Regions from separate parts of the Homo sapiens genome. Here region 1 is linked to region 2. Evidence: read pairs that join two places in POLR2A ChIA-PET (ENCODE). Cell type or tissue: OCI-LY7. All regions are shown on one strand. Links, peaks and the distances in the headings refer to the core of each region. The heading gives the core; the rest is flanking DNA.

What was found. ChIA-PET counts read pairs that join two places held together with the same protein. Peaks named below come from ENCODE experiments on the same cell type or tissue, not always from the same donor. Only the 100,000 strongest peaks of a DNase experiment are listed, where the experiment ranks them.
Region 1: POLR2A ChIA-PET joins it to region 2 with 6 read pairs; 3 of 35 experiments call an interaction of 5 or more read pairs at or near these places.

The regions. Positions count from the first base shown.
Region 1 is chr6:137,827,602-137,833,665 of GRCh38, forward strand. All of the region lies in intron 3 of WAKMAR2 (wound and keratinocyte migration associated lncRNA 2), which reads right to left. Among named protein-coding and RNA genes, the nearest start is that of TNFAIP3, 37 kb to the right of the region's middle. RefSeq lists enhancers at 401-530, 551-600. In OCI-LY7, for the core only: no CTCF peak of the experiment used is centred there; no DNase peak of the experiment used is centred there.
Region 2 is chr6:137,958,944-137,967,477 of GRCh38, forward strand. No RefSeq gene overlaps it. Among named protein-coding and RNA genes, the nearest start is that of SIMALR, 17 kb to the left of the region's middle. In OCI-LY7, for the core only: a CTCF peak has its summit at 1,818 (motif pointing right); DNase peaks (open chromatin) are centred at 3,968, 4,508 and 6,138; H3K4me3 peaks cover 226 bases; H3K27ac peaks cover 2,463 bases.

The DNA of each region.
Region 1 (6,064 bases), core at 432-5,431, 130 kb before region 2:
TTTCTATTCCAGGATTCCATGCAGGATACCACATTGTATTTAGTAGTCATGTCTCCTTAGGCTCCTCTTAGCTGTGGCAGTTTCTTAGACTTTCCTTGGCTTTGCTGACCTTGATAGTTTTGAGGATTACTGGTCAGGTATGTTGTAGAATGTCCTTCCATTGGGTTTTGTCTGATGTTTTACTCATGATTAGACTGAGTTAATGCATTTAATGGGAGGGAGACCACAGAGGCAAAGTGCCATTCTCATTATATCATATCATCAAGGGTGCACACTATCAATCGCTTGCCAATGTTAGGGAGTTGTTTTTAAGGTCAAAAGTAAATTCCTATTGTTAAAGCAGTGGTTCTCAAAGTGTGGTCCCCCAGATCAGCAGTGTCAGCATCACCTGGAACTTGTTAAAAATGCAAATTCTTGGCTTTATCACAGGCCTACTAAATCAGAAACTCTGGGGGTGGAGCCCAGTGATCTGTCTGAACAAGCCTAGGTGATTCTGATGCAGCTGAAGTTTAAGAACTGCCGTGTTCGTGGTTGTCTAACATGTTTGGCCTCAATGTATAAAAAGAGTTCTCCTCAGTGCCCATCTATTAAGCCAGTGGTTCTCAACTCTGCTGCATTTCATGAATACCCACGCCCAGGCACCATCCCCAGAGACTGATATCACTGCTTTGGGAGGGTGTCTTACTGAAAAGTTCCCAGGTGGTTCCAAGCCTAGACAGGGTTAAGGGCTCCTGCCCTGGCCCTCAGCTAAGAGAAGTCTCCCCTCTTCTACTCATGCTTTCCACCCTTGTAAGCTCTCCTTCCTTTCCCCCTTGGCCTTTGGAAGAATGGATCAATCAGTAGCCTGGTTTCTTAGAAAACATCAAAGAAGATTTAATGCTACAGAACTTCAGATTGGTAATAGCCATAAAGGTCAACTAGTTATGTGGTTTTAAAAGTTTTTTTGAGCAGACTCTTTCTTCAAAGGAAATCTTTATGGGGAAACCCAAACCAATACAGAAAAAGAGAGAAAACTGAGCTGCCCTGAGTGAAGGGGAAGGGACTTGAGGTTGCTTCTGGTCCTCCTGACACTATCTAGCCATCACTGGGCTAGTTCAGCCTTCCCAGTCAATGGTTGTCCACCTTCTCCTTGATCATTTCCAGCATCAGGGGCTCCTCCACTTACCACGCCACTTCCATTTCAGTACCAAGCATCAAAGCTTTCTTTCTTTTGAGCCCCCATTGGCTTCCCCATCACTTCCTATCACTAATACAGCTCCTTTCCTGGTGTTAAAGAAGAGAGATAGAGAGCCTTTCCCATAAAAAGCCTCTTTTTATTTCATGATTCAGGCACCCTGCTCCCTCAACAGTGGTTCTCAACTGGATTGTGCATTAGAATCAACCAATGCACTTTCAAAAGTCTCACTGCCCAGGATACACCCCAAATCAATCTGGTAGTGTCTTTTCAGGTGGACCCAGGTAGACAAGAACCACATGCAGCCTGGCTGGGGACTGAGCACCTTTGTCAGAGCCTCTCCCCTCACCCCCAGGCCAACAGGGCCACCCTCTTTCCTGATGATTGACACTACTCTGAACCTCCTCATCATTCCATCTGCTCCCTTTAGAGAATGCTCCATTATCCGTATCAAAAAGTAAGTCATAGTGGCACAATTTTCACAAACAGTTTTTATACAATGAAGGTAAAAAGTTTAAGTGCTGGGTTGATATAATACCAAATTCTTTCTTTCTCAAGTTAATTAGAATAAAAAGACACCTATTTGCTTCGTGACTCAACAATCCAACTTCTACTCCCATGTCCCCCTTCCCCTATACTGGAAAGATTGTACAAATGCTCCTACCTTTCCCGGAGCAGAAGTGTCTCACAGCTAGTATCCCTGCTCTGCCCTTGTTAAATGAGAGGTAAATGATGTGATCATTTTTTTGTGACTGCCTTAAGCAACTCCACCCAGATGGCCTGGCTGTTTGTTTGGTGAAGATTTCTCTCTCCTCTTCTGCCCCCTCTTTCTGACCCATTAGTCAGAAAATAACTGGGCTTTGCAAATGTAGGTTGTGTAAGTTGTCAGGTTCACCAGCCTCCAAATGGCCTGTCCCAAATCCTCTTAACCAGTATTTCCGGAATGAAGTTAAGATCATGCAGGCCATTAGCCAAGGAGTTTAGCTAGAGAGGGTGGGGTGAAGCACAACCCATGCTTTGAAGTATCTGAAACACTCACCAGCCAATGACAATTACTTGTCTCCACTAGGCTGAAGAACATATTTCAGTTGTTCCTATCTCCACTGAAAAACTTGCCTCCTATATATGACATGACTCATAGTCATTAAGTCCAACGTGGAACGCAAAGAGGTTACTGTTTTCCTAACCATTGTATTCGAAGTCTCAGTCAGCTCAACCAACTGCTCCAAGTTGCAGAACATGGCTGAGGTAAACATGGAATTGTGCTGAGAGTTTTGTCTTAAACTCATGCCATCCATCTTCAGTTGGACCCTCGATTCTCTCTTATAATCATTTTTCTTTTCCTTACTAAACTTGATACTCTATGCCCCACAATAGTGTTTCAGAACTTCCTTCCAAAGTTTCAGTTTTCACATCTTTAAAATAAAGATAATCATAGCATCTACTTAGTAAGGCTGTTCTCAGTATTAAATCAAAGGATAGGCGTAAAGTTCAAAACATATGACATAAGTACCTAATACATGCTGTTACTATTATTATATATGTTATTATCTATGCTAATATTATATGACATGAATAATGAAATAACAAAATAATATTTTCTACTCATCTCAAAGTTACGAAACTTTTTTAGTGTCAGCTATATGCTAGTTATCCTGTTAACATGACACTTTGATATACAGCCCCTAAGATCCCAACTCCCTTCCACTCTCTTTCCCTCATCTTATTGGCCTTCTTTCTTACTAAGATCAAGGCAAGTCCATGGAAGCCCCTCAATATTCCCCTGCATCTCAGAATTTCTCCATGTCATCAAAGTTCCTGTTTTTCTTTCCTCTTCTCTCTGAAGGCCATCTCTGCTCCACTCCACAACCCTGGCCCTTCTCACACTAAGTATGGTGCCCCAGGGAGGATTTCCCCTTCAGCCCCACCTAAGAGATCTCAGCATGCAGCCCACAAGGTTTAAAATTGAGTCTTTACTCTTGAAAAGATTAAAACAGAGTTGAGGTGCCAAAAAAAAAAAAAAGAAAAGAAAACCTACAAGATAGCTCATAACAAGTGCCAACTGAGTCATTCAGAAAAAAAAAAAAAAAGAGAAATGCCACTACCTTCAGCAAAAGGGAACCATTGAACTATCATTGAAAAAATACTGTTCCCCAGAGGGAAAAAATTAACTCCAAAAACTTTGTCATCATATTATTAATATTTTAATATCTCATCATTTTTATAAGGCAGTTTCACAAAGTTATTTCCTTTAAGCCACTTAGAGAGGTAGATTAAGGAATATTCTGCCCATTTTACAAATGAAGAAACTGAGATGCAGAGAAGGTTTAGGAGAATTCCCAACCTGGGCAGCTAGTAAGTGCTAGAGCCAGGACTTCAATGTGGGTCTTGGGAGCCCCTTCCCCCTGCCCTTTCTTGTAGGCCATATTGACTTTCTACTGGAGGACATTACCATTTGTTCATTTACCATGATGCTGGAAACTTAGCATTATGTTTTCACATCTGCCCATTACAACTCTAGGTGGTCAGTCTAATTACCTGCATTTTAGATGTAAGGATGACTTTGTGAGGAGGGGGAGCAGAGGGAGGGAGTCTGTTAAGTAAGTAGCCCAAATCCCACTGCTAAAAAGCTCTAAAGTTGGCATATAAATTCAGGGCTCATGAACCTGAATTTTATTTTTTATTTGCAAGAAATTGTATTTCCTACAAATTAAGCATTTTTTTGCCTGTGAGAGCAAAAGATAACACCAAAAAAAAAAAAAAATGAAAGCAAAGTCTAAAACAGGTGGTAGTGACAGCAGAAAAAAAAAATATATATATACACTCATGGTTAGGCAACTTGTCAGCCAAGCCTGGGCCATAAAACACGATAAAAAAAGGTTTGGTTAATAGCCAGAATTACTCAGTTATTCTCATAAATGCTAATTATTAAGTTATTTATGAAAGGAAAAGGATTTTCATTTGATTGTCCCCTGGCTTTTATTGCTCTCTGTGATAACATAAATTCCCCTTCCAGGACCCCTTCAATGATTAAGGTGCATAGCTGTGATCTATAAGCATATTCAGACCTATCACCCATATAGATCAGCTCTGACAAAACGATTTGATGGCTTATGTTTTTTTCAGATAAATTCTATTCTTTGTATTTCATTAGAATGTAGATACCTATAAAAAGTACCTTAAGTAATATGAATCTTGAGATGTTAGAAACATTTCTTCAGAAAAAAAAATACCCACCAAGGAAGTTATAAACCAACTTAAAGAATAGGTGTTCAACAAAATAAATAAACCCAAAAATACTTAATATAATGCAGGAAAGTTTATGGTAGGGACTTGATATGGCAATCTCTTTGGAATTTTAAGTATAAAATGTTTCAGTGGGTTGATTCTCAAAATTCTAAAGCATGACAATAATTTTTTACCAGGTACAATGTGCTTTTAGGAGGATTTCTTCCTTTTCTCCCCCGTTTTTATGTTCAGTCTGACCTGGTTGATGACTGTGACTCAGATGATAGACGGACTACTTGTGGTTTGAAGGGTGTTGCTTCAGAATTCTAATCTCTTTTGTCATGGACCATCCCTGGGGATTCCAAAGTATTACTAGCTGTAAAGGAACTCCCCCTCCTCAATAAACCACAGCTCCCAACAAGAAATGAGCAACTTCTGATAGTGAAAATGGGACATTTTAAAAGAATTAACTAATAGTAAAACCAAGTCAAGAAAACGCTCTCTGAAATGCATTATTTACTATATTAGGAAAAGATGCATGGAGAGAGACAAAAGTTTTACAAGAGGTAAACTGGATTAATTCTATGAAAAACTTGCTAACCAAAGACTTGTTATTATTGCTTTTCACCAATGTATTGGAAGGGCGGAAAGAGAGAATAAATTATAACTCACCTAAGGACCAATTACCTCAATTTTTGGCTCATACCCAGAGAAAACAATTATTCCTAGGAATCTCTTAATCAAATTGAAGTCCAACAAACATTTATGTGTACCTACTATGGGCCACCCTCTGTTGACAAGTATTGGGGAGTGAGTAAGGCCAGGTCTTTCCCTTGAAGAAGCTTACTATTCAGTGGAGGAGTTCATACTAAATTCACAAACCTTTGAATACTAATCAGAGTTGTTAAGTATTACTACCTGCTAGTGCTTAGCTCTGTCCTCAGAATAAATAAATGAGGGAGGATCCAGGGGCACATGAAGACCTCACACAATTCAAGTTCAATAGACTTCCTTACTACAGGCTTCCATTTGTAGTGTTGTATTTATTTTCTCTTAATCTATTGCAAGGAGAGGCATGTATTCATTTATTAATGATGCTACAAGTACAATGTGAACATCCTGGAAAATACAAATTACTTATTTGCAACCCAGAAACTTAAATTTCAAAAAGTAAGAGACTGATTGGATCAAAAAAGGGCTGAAAAATGAAAAGGCTGCTGGTCAGAATATCGGCAGAGGCTAAAGTTATAGCTAATTCAAGCAAAAGATTTCCAAGATGCTCCCTTAGCACACTGAATGCACAGAGTGAAAATAGTGTTGGAGTTTGCAGAAACAGTTTTTTTAGAAAAGGCATGATCATATATAAAATACTCAAACTTTCCAGATTCAAAATTCCCAAGTGGAAAAGAATTGGGGACTTTTTAAAGAGATTTAATGATTCAGCTTGATTATCCAACATTATTCAATTGCTATTTGACTTAGTATGTTTTGTGTTACTATAAAGGCATATCTAAGACTGGGTAATTTATTTTTTAAAAGAGATTTATTTAGCTCATGTTCTGCAGGCTGTACAAGAAGCAAGGTGCCGGCATCTGCTTAGCTTCTGGTGAGGGCTTGTGTGCTGCATCAAAATATGGTGGAAAAGACTAAAGGGCAAGTAGA
Region 2 (8,534 bases), core at 1,407-6,406:
AGCTCCTGGCAACCACCATTCTACATTGTGTCTCTGTGAATCTGACCAGTCTGGGCACCTCATCTAAGTGGAATCATACAGTATTTGTCCTTTTGCAACTGGCTTATTTCACTTAGCATAGTGACCTCAACGTTCTTCCATGTTGTAACATGTGTCATAATTTCCTTCCTCTTTAAGTCTCAATAACTTTTAAATGTAGCATGATCCTAATAAAAACATACATATGTTAGGCTGATGTGGAAAAATAAACAATTAATAAAAAGAGCTCCAAAGTGTTGGAGTCCCACCTACGGTAGCTGTTACTTATCATGTACTCATTTATCCTCACCTTACCCTATTCCAGATACTGCTTTACAAAACAGGCAGGTATTGCTTTCTACTTTTTTTTTTTTTTTTTTTTAGATGGAGTCTCACTCTGTCACCAGGCTGGAGTACAGTGTTGCAATCTAGGCTCACTGCAACATCTGCCTCCCGGGTTCAAGCTCTTCTCCTACCTCAGCCTTCTGAGTAGCTGGGACTACAGGCGCCCTTCACCACACCCGGCTAATTTTTGTATTTTTAGTAAAGACAGCATTTCACCATGTTGGCCAGGATGGTCTCAATCTCTTGACCTAATGATCCACCCACCTCGGCCTCCCAAAGTGCTGGGATTACACGCATGAGCCACCATGCCCAGCCTCCACTTTTTTATGTAAAAAGAAAGTGAGGCCAAGAGAATTATGTAAATACCCAAGTTAATATCCCAAGTACTGCAAGTAATAAAATCAGATTTGAAATCCAGGTATATGTCGTGCCTAAGCCCTCCTCTTCTCCTCGATCCACAATTATACTATCTTCAGTTCCCCCTCACAGATCAAGAAAGATTTCTCTCTCTTGCCTGTCCAATGTTCTTAGGGAACTATTACTGTGGAAATCAATCTGATTAACTAAATGCACTCTAGTGATAGTGGCTAACAAAGACTTACTAATAGCTGTCATAATATCTAAGGTTTATTGAGCACTCACATACTAGGCACTGAGCAAAAGGCTATATTTATGCAATATTTTTACCTTTACCACATTTTTAGGAAATAGGCATTATTATTATCCTCATTTTAAGAGGTCAGTTAGTCTTAAAGAGTTGGATGTTCTCAGGTAAGTTAGGAAGGTGGTAGATGCTGGATGGAGCCAGGCAGCACACACAAGCCTGGTACGCAGTCATAATACAACCCTGCATCCCTCATTTGTACCTCCAAAGGCACTTGTAACTAAGGATTATAGTTTCAGAAAGCACAGCTTTAATCACAAAAAATAAATCTGTACTAGAGACTTTCTAGCCTCCAACTGGGAGATATTATGACACACAAAGGGGTCTTCTTAGTACTTCTTCGGGTATTTCAAATATGCATACTTTCTGTTGGGCTAGTCTCAGTTTCCCCAAAATCAGACCTAAGTCATGTTCCTACAGTGAACCAAAATAAAACTTTCTTTCCTTTTAGGTCTCAAGAGTTTCACTGTTAAATGTGTCCAAAGAAATCATATTCGCAATCCAGACAAGTTACCCCTCCATAGTACCTGGTTAGCAGGTAACTTCCAGAGCTAGCTATTCATCTTTTTCAGCCTCAAAGTATTTCTTCCAGCTCTAACTTTCTGAAGGTAGTTTTCCTTGTCAGTCAGGAAGGGGATGTTGAAATAATCCCAGGCAAACATTTTGTCAAGAATTTTACATGATTCTTTAAGTTCATAAAATGTTCTGCTCCCTCCCCAAAGCAGGAGGGAGTTAAATCATTTGAGAAAGAATATTTAGTGGAATGGCCACCAGGGGACATTTTTATTTTACTAGAATTCAGCTATACTTACCCTGCAAAAAAAAGAAAAAAGGGAGGTGGTGGGGAAATACTTTATGTCCTTTTATATGGTCTGGATTTGCATCCCCACTCAAATTTTATGTCAAATTATAATCCCCAATATTGGAGTTGGGGCCTGTTGTGAGGTGACTGGATCATGGAGGTGGATTCCCCACTTTGGTGCGGTTCTCATGAGAGTTCTCACAAGATCTAGTTGTTTAAAAGTGTGTGGCACCTCCTCCCCACCTTCCTCCTGCTCCAGCCATGTAAGACATGCCTGCTTCCCCTTCACCTCCACCATGATTGTAAATTTCCTGAGGCCTCCCTAGCCATGCTTCCTGTAGAGGCTGTGGAATTGTGAGCCAATTAAACCTTTTTTCTTTATAGATTACCCAGTCTCAGGTATTTCTTTATAGCAGTACAAGAACAGGCTAATATATCCTCTATTTATCTTCTCTCATTTCAAACCAAACTTGTTCTCCTTCATCAAAGAAAGAGAGAACCCTGAAATTCAAAGAGACACAAAAACATTAGTTTTTGCTGTTGTGCTTTGATAGGCCCAGCTATATTGCTAACGGTAGTTCTTGTAAGCAACTACTGTTACTTGAAGGGTCATTTTGACTATCTACTATTTTTGCCTTTTTAGTGTATTTAGAACAGGCCATTCTTTTTTTTTTTTTTTTTTTTTTTTTTTTTTTTTGTATGTGTAGTTTTATGGGAACATAGCCACAACCAACTTTGTCTATGTATCACCCATGGCTGCTTTCACACTACAACAACAGTGTTAGTAGTTGGGACAGATACCATATGGCCTACAAAGCCAAAACTATTTCTGTTTGGCCCTTTACCAAAAAACTTTGCCAACCTCTGCTTTAGAACTTTATTCCCTAAAATACATGACCCTACTCTAGTAGTTAAGAATTTTAATGGTGAAGTCAGAGCAAAAATTCCAACTAGAATTCAGTGCCATAACTTCATTGGCTGTGCCGTTATCCAAGTTTCTTAACCTCTTCTAAATCTTTGTTTTTTTTTTTTTTAATCTGTAAAACATTATCTGTAACAATAGCACTTACTTGTAAGGTTGTGAGAATTCAGTAACTATAACATATAAAGCACAAACTGTGTAGTACTTGAAAAGAAGCAAGTCTTTAACAGGTAATAGTTATTATCAATATTATTATTGATATTATGGGTGTTTTTATTAAGATTTACAGGTATGTTGGCATAATTAAGAATCTGAGAATTTTAAGAATAGAAATTTTACTTTGTTCAATCCACCTTTGCCCAAATTTCTGTGACCAGAGAATGCCTTTTCAGTACTTCTTAGAACACTTCAAAGACACCACCCTCTCTTAAATCAAAAATAAGAAGAGTCTGTCTCCCTCCAGGCCACTGCCTCTCCTTCTTTCTCTGCCCCTCCCTTCCATCTCTTGGCCCTCACATTTTTCCTTCTGTGATCTAGCCTTTCTTGTGAAGTACTCAGTGTTTCAAGCCTCAATGTTGTCTTGCCCCTCATTTCAAATAAATTGTACTTGTCTTGAGACTAGTTCTCAGTGGATCCAACTCATAGCTAATTGAAAGCCAGCCTGTATGATAGATGAGCTAGTCCTTGATAACATATTTGTAACTGTGGATGTTACTTCTTAGCATTCTAAGGGGGCTTTCTGGACACATACTGCCTTACCCATGGCAATCATTCTAATCAGTCTGGAAACTTCAGGTATCAGAGCAGTGAGTTAAGAAAAAGATGCTAGGGCAAGGGGCCGTTTGACACTCTTCAAATGCACAGTGAACATCTGTCTATAAATAAGACTAGCCTAGAATAATTGCTAAAGGACTACCTGGGCATTTGTTGTGGCTTAAGGCAGGGGGAAGACACCTGGAAACAAATGTCCATCCCCACATGGATGGTAATGACACTTCATCAGCCTTCCTGAATTGGATCCTAGCTTCGTTATGATCTAATCTGTGCTTTTTCCCCAGCATCATACTGTCTTCTTCAACTGGACACTCCATCCCCCGACTTTCATTTCATTACATTTTAACAAATTATTTTTCTGTGTCTGTGTACCTCTGCTAGGAAGTTACTTCCTTTAGAGAAAGGATCATGTGGTGTGTTTCTTAGTGGTCCCTAGGGGCTGCTACATAATAGACACCAAAGAGATCTTTGTGGTAGGATGGAAGGTACGGAGGATGGAAAGGAGGATGGAAGGGAGGGAAGGAGGGAGGGGCTTTTTGCTAGCTTTAGGACTTGCTCTTCAGTGAGTTTTTCTTTTTGCCTTTTCTTTTTTTTTTTTTTTTTTAGACAGAGTCTCGTCTGTTACCCAGGCTGGAATACAGTGGCACAATCTCAGCTCACTGCAACCTCTGCGTCCCGGGTTCAAGCAATTCTTCTGCCTCAGCCTCCCGAGTAGCTGGGATTACAGGTGTGTGCCACCACACCCAGTTAATTTTTGTATTTTTAATAGAGACAAGGTTTTGCCATGTAGGCCAGGCTGGTCCCGAACTTCTGACCTCAAGTGATCCACCTGCCTCAGCCTCCCAAAGTGCTGACATTACAGGCATGAGCCCCCACACCCGGCCAGTTGTTCTTTGCTTGAGGCTTCCCTTGACTTGCTTTCATTTTATGGCTGGGTGGGAGGGAATTAGATGTGAGATAACACCTGACACAGATGGTATAAATAGGCGGCAGCTTAAAGTTCTCATGCTTGACCAGAAGCTGGCAATGAGGCATGCCTAGAAGGGTCCCAGGATCTGCGATGTGGAGCAACTATTGCTTCCCTCTGCAATCTTGGTGCTCTAGCTATAAGAAGGGCACCTGATACAAGTTGGGCTTTCTTCTGGGAATTTGAACTTCTAGAGGTAATCCCAGTAATGGATAAATTTGGAGCTGCAGGTCTGATGGTGGCGCCTAGAGCAAGGCTCCCGCATTGCAGGTGCTGGAGCTCCCCTGCTTCCGTGCTCCCGAGGGCTGCTTGTTGAGTTCTCCTATAAGACTGCTGAGGCCGGGCGCAGTGGCTCACACCTGTAATCCCAGCACTTTGGGAGGCCAAGGTGGGTGAATCACATGAGGCCAGGAGTTCAAGACCAGCCTGGCCAACATGGCGAAACCCTGTCTCTACTAAAAATAAAAAAAATTAGCTGGATGTGCTGGTGCATGCCTATAGTCCCTGCTACTGTGGAGGCTGAGACAGGAGAATCACTTGAACCTGGGAGGCTGAGGTTGCAGTGAGCCAAGATCACACCACTGCACTCCAGCCTGGGTGACAGATCGAGACACCATCTGAAAAAAAATTTTTTAAAGACTGTTGAAGAGCTCTTCCTATAAGTCCTTTTTAGCTTAAGTTAACCAGTTAACCAGAGTCTATTTCTATTGCATTGCCCAAAGAACATTAAATAAAGAGAATTTCAAAGCCAAGATCAAGATTTAGGGCTGGAAAAAGATGTTCTTTTTCCTATCTATGATAGAGGTTCTTCACCTATTTAATTGAATTTAACACTCCTGATCACTCTTCATGGAGAAGGCACTATGACATGTTCAGTGAAACAAAGATGGATTAAATGGGACCTCTGAAGACTCTAGTAAGGGAGAGAAAAAGAAATTCACAATAAATCAAACTAGTGAGAAATAACATCAAAGTATGTGCAAAGTATTATGAGCCACACAGGAAGAAAAGAAAAAAATTAATATTTATTGGATATCTGCCAGATGTCAGGCACTCTACACATATAATCACATTATGTCTTTACTCAACACATTGAGGCACATAACATTATTCTCATTCTATAGATGAGGAAACCAAAACTCAAAAGATTCAGCACCTCAAGTTGCCACAGTTAGTAAAGGGTAGATCTCAAACTCAAATCTGTCAGACTCCAAAGCCCCTGTCCCATCTGTTGCCTCTTGAAAAGGATAGTTTTAGCCACACCCAAGAAGTAGTTGGGCTCTTTCTCCACCTCAAATACTTAATAACACATGCACTTCTTCTATGTCTATGACAAGGGACCAAAGCATGGCGTTCTTGTCTAATGAATACAATATTTCATGGCAATCTTGCCCAACTCTGTAGCAGGCCCTGCTCTACAATAAAAATGGCAATGGCTACTCCTGCCTTTCCTGCCCCATAACGTTTTATTAGCATATGTTTTCCATGTCTATGCACCCTGTGCTAACTGGTTAGCTCTTTTGGAGCAAGGATCACATCCTGGGCAGCTGGAGCTTCTAGGCTTCAAAGGCATGGCCTGGGCTATGTTATTAATATTATTTCTTTCTCTTCTATAAGTGAGGAAGTGAACTCTTTGTACCCACCTGCTAAAAATTCCCCTTATGTTTACTGTTAAATGGACCTCACCTGGAGTGCTCAAAATAACACAGTCTGAAAAAGAAACTATGGCTGGGTGCGGTGGCTCATGCCTGCAATCCAAGCACTTTGGGAGGCCGAGGTGGGAGAATCACTTGAGCCCAGGGGTTCGAGACCAGCCTGGGCAACAAAGTGTGGCCCCATCTTGAAAGAAAAAAAAAAGAAAGAAAAGAAAGAGAGAAAGGGAGAAGAGAGAGGAAGGAAGGAAGGAAGGAAAGAAGGGAGGGAGGGAAGGAGGGAGGAAGGGAGGGGAGGGGAGGGAGAGAGATAGAGAGAAAGAAAGAGAAAGAAAGAAAGAAAGAAAGAAAGAAAGAAAGAAAGAAAGAAAGAAGAAAGAAAGAAAGAAAGGAGGAAAGGAGGGAGGGAGTAAGGGAGGAAAGGAGGGAGGGAGGGAAGAAAAAGAGAGAAAAAGAAAGAAACTACAATAAGAAATAAAAGAACAGGACAGAACACTAATTAGCTCCTTGGATCAGCAAACCAGTATGAAATGTCTGCTTTGTGCTAGAGATAGAGAGAGAAACAAAATTTTGCACACTTGCATTGTCCAGGGGATACGAAGACAGGTAAAGTAATAATTGTGAATTAATGAGACAAAATGTGGTTGAAAAGCAGAAAGAGCAACACAGAATGAAGCAGCAGTCTTTACATTTGAGTGTGTATGTCCCAGAGGTGGAGCAAGACTTTCTAAGGGTATGTGGGTACGGACAGTCCAGATCCTCAGCATTAGTAGTCCTCCTTCCTAGAGTTGATCTGCTTGAGAACTTGCATTTGGCAGAAGTATCATATTGTATTTCTTTTCAAAAGTGAAAAATATCTCACAATGTGAAAAAAATCTGTGCAGATACCAAAATGGGAATACAATGTAAAGGAAGAAAAGAAGTGGTATGAAATTCCCAATTGTCAAAAAGAGCTTGCCTGTATACCTTTTCTCCAAGAACAATTATGGATATCAAATGATATGGTATTTAATTTCTGAAGATATTTTAGAAAGTGATGTAATGTTTTACTAAAAGTCTATTGTACCTGTAATTCTAGTGCTTTGGGAGGTCAAGGTGGGAGGATCACTTGAAGCCAGGAGTTTGAGACCAACCTGGGCAACATTGTGAGGCCCTGACTATACAAAAAAAAAAAAAAAAAAATTAAAAATTAGCCAGGTGTGATGGCGCACACCTGTAGTCCTAGATACTTGGGAAGCTAAGGCAGAAGAATTGCTTGAGCCCAGGAAGTCAAGACCACAGTGAGCTATGATCATACCACTGCACTCCAACGTGAGTGATAGAATGAGACCATTTCTCCAAAAATTAAAAATAAATAGAAAGTCTATTGTTTACATCAGAAATGATATCCTTTGTGACTATTTAAGCTATAATAAAAATGTTTTTAAACATCTGAATATAATTAAAAATGCATGACAGATCACATGGTCTTAAAAATGCTTTCAGTGGGTTGGGAGCCGTGGCTCATACCTGTAATTCCAGCATTTTTGGAGGCCAAGGCAGGCGGATCATCTGAGGTCAGGAGTTGGAGACCAGCCTGGCCAACATGGTGAAACCCCATCTCTACTAAAAATACAAAAATTAGCTGGGCGTGGTGGTGCACGCCTGTAATCCCAGCTACTCGGGAGGCTGAGGCATGGGAATTGCTTGAACCTGGGAGGTGGAGGTTGCAATGAGCCGAGATTGCACCACTGCACTCCAGCCTGGGTGACAGAGCAAGACTCAGTCTCAAAAAAAGTGCTTTTAGTGGCTGTAAAGTTTGTTTGAAGATCAGTGCTGAAAGATGATGGTTGCGTACATTAAGCACCAGGATTGGACGAGGGAATGGGAAGGAGAAGGCAGAGGGTGGACTGGAGATGGTGGTGACAGAACAGTCTTGAAGGACTGGGGACGGCCACTGTGGTGGAGAGGAGAACTTTCCTAAGGGGAACCAGCATGTACCCAGGGGCAGCAGAGAGGCTGATGTGTTTGGAGATCATTGTCATACAGCTTAAACACAGGGAAATGATGAACAATAAGCCAAGGAAGGATGATAGAGACTCATATGGGGGGAAAAAAAACAGCTTACCCTGGCAATGACATTTTATTAACCTCCTTTGTAGTGATTCTGGGCTCAATGTGGTGGCTCACTATGAACTTGAGTCTAACAAATCTGGGATTGAAACCCAGCTGCCCTTCTATTAACTGTGAGAAGTTGGACAGATTCTCTCTCTAAGCCTTGACTTCACCATCTATAAAAAGAAGAAAATGAAGAGTACTTCCTCAGAGAGCTGTTTTAAAATTTAAATAAGATAGTCCATGCAAAGGGCCTAGCATATACTAGATACAAATAATTTTGTTATCATTTCTAG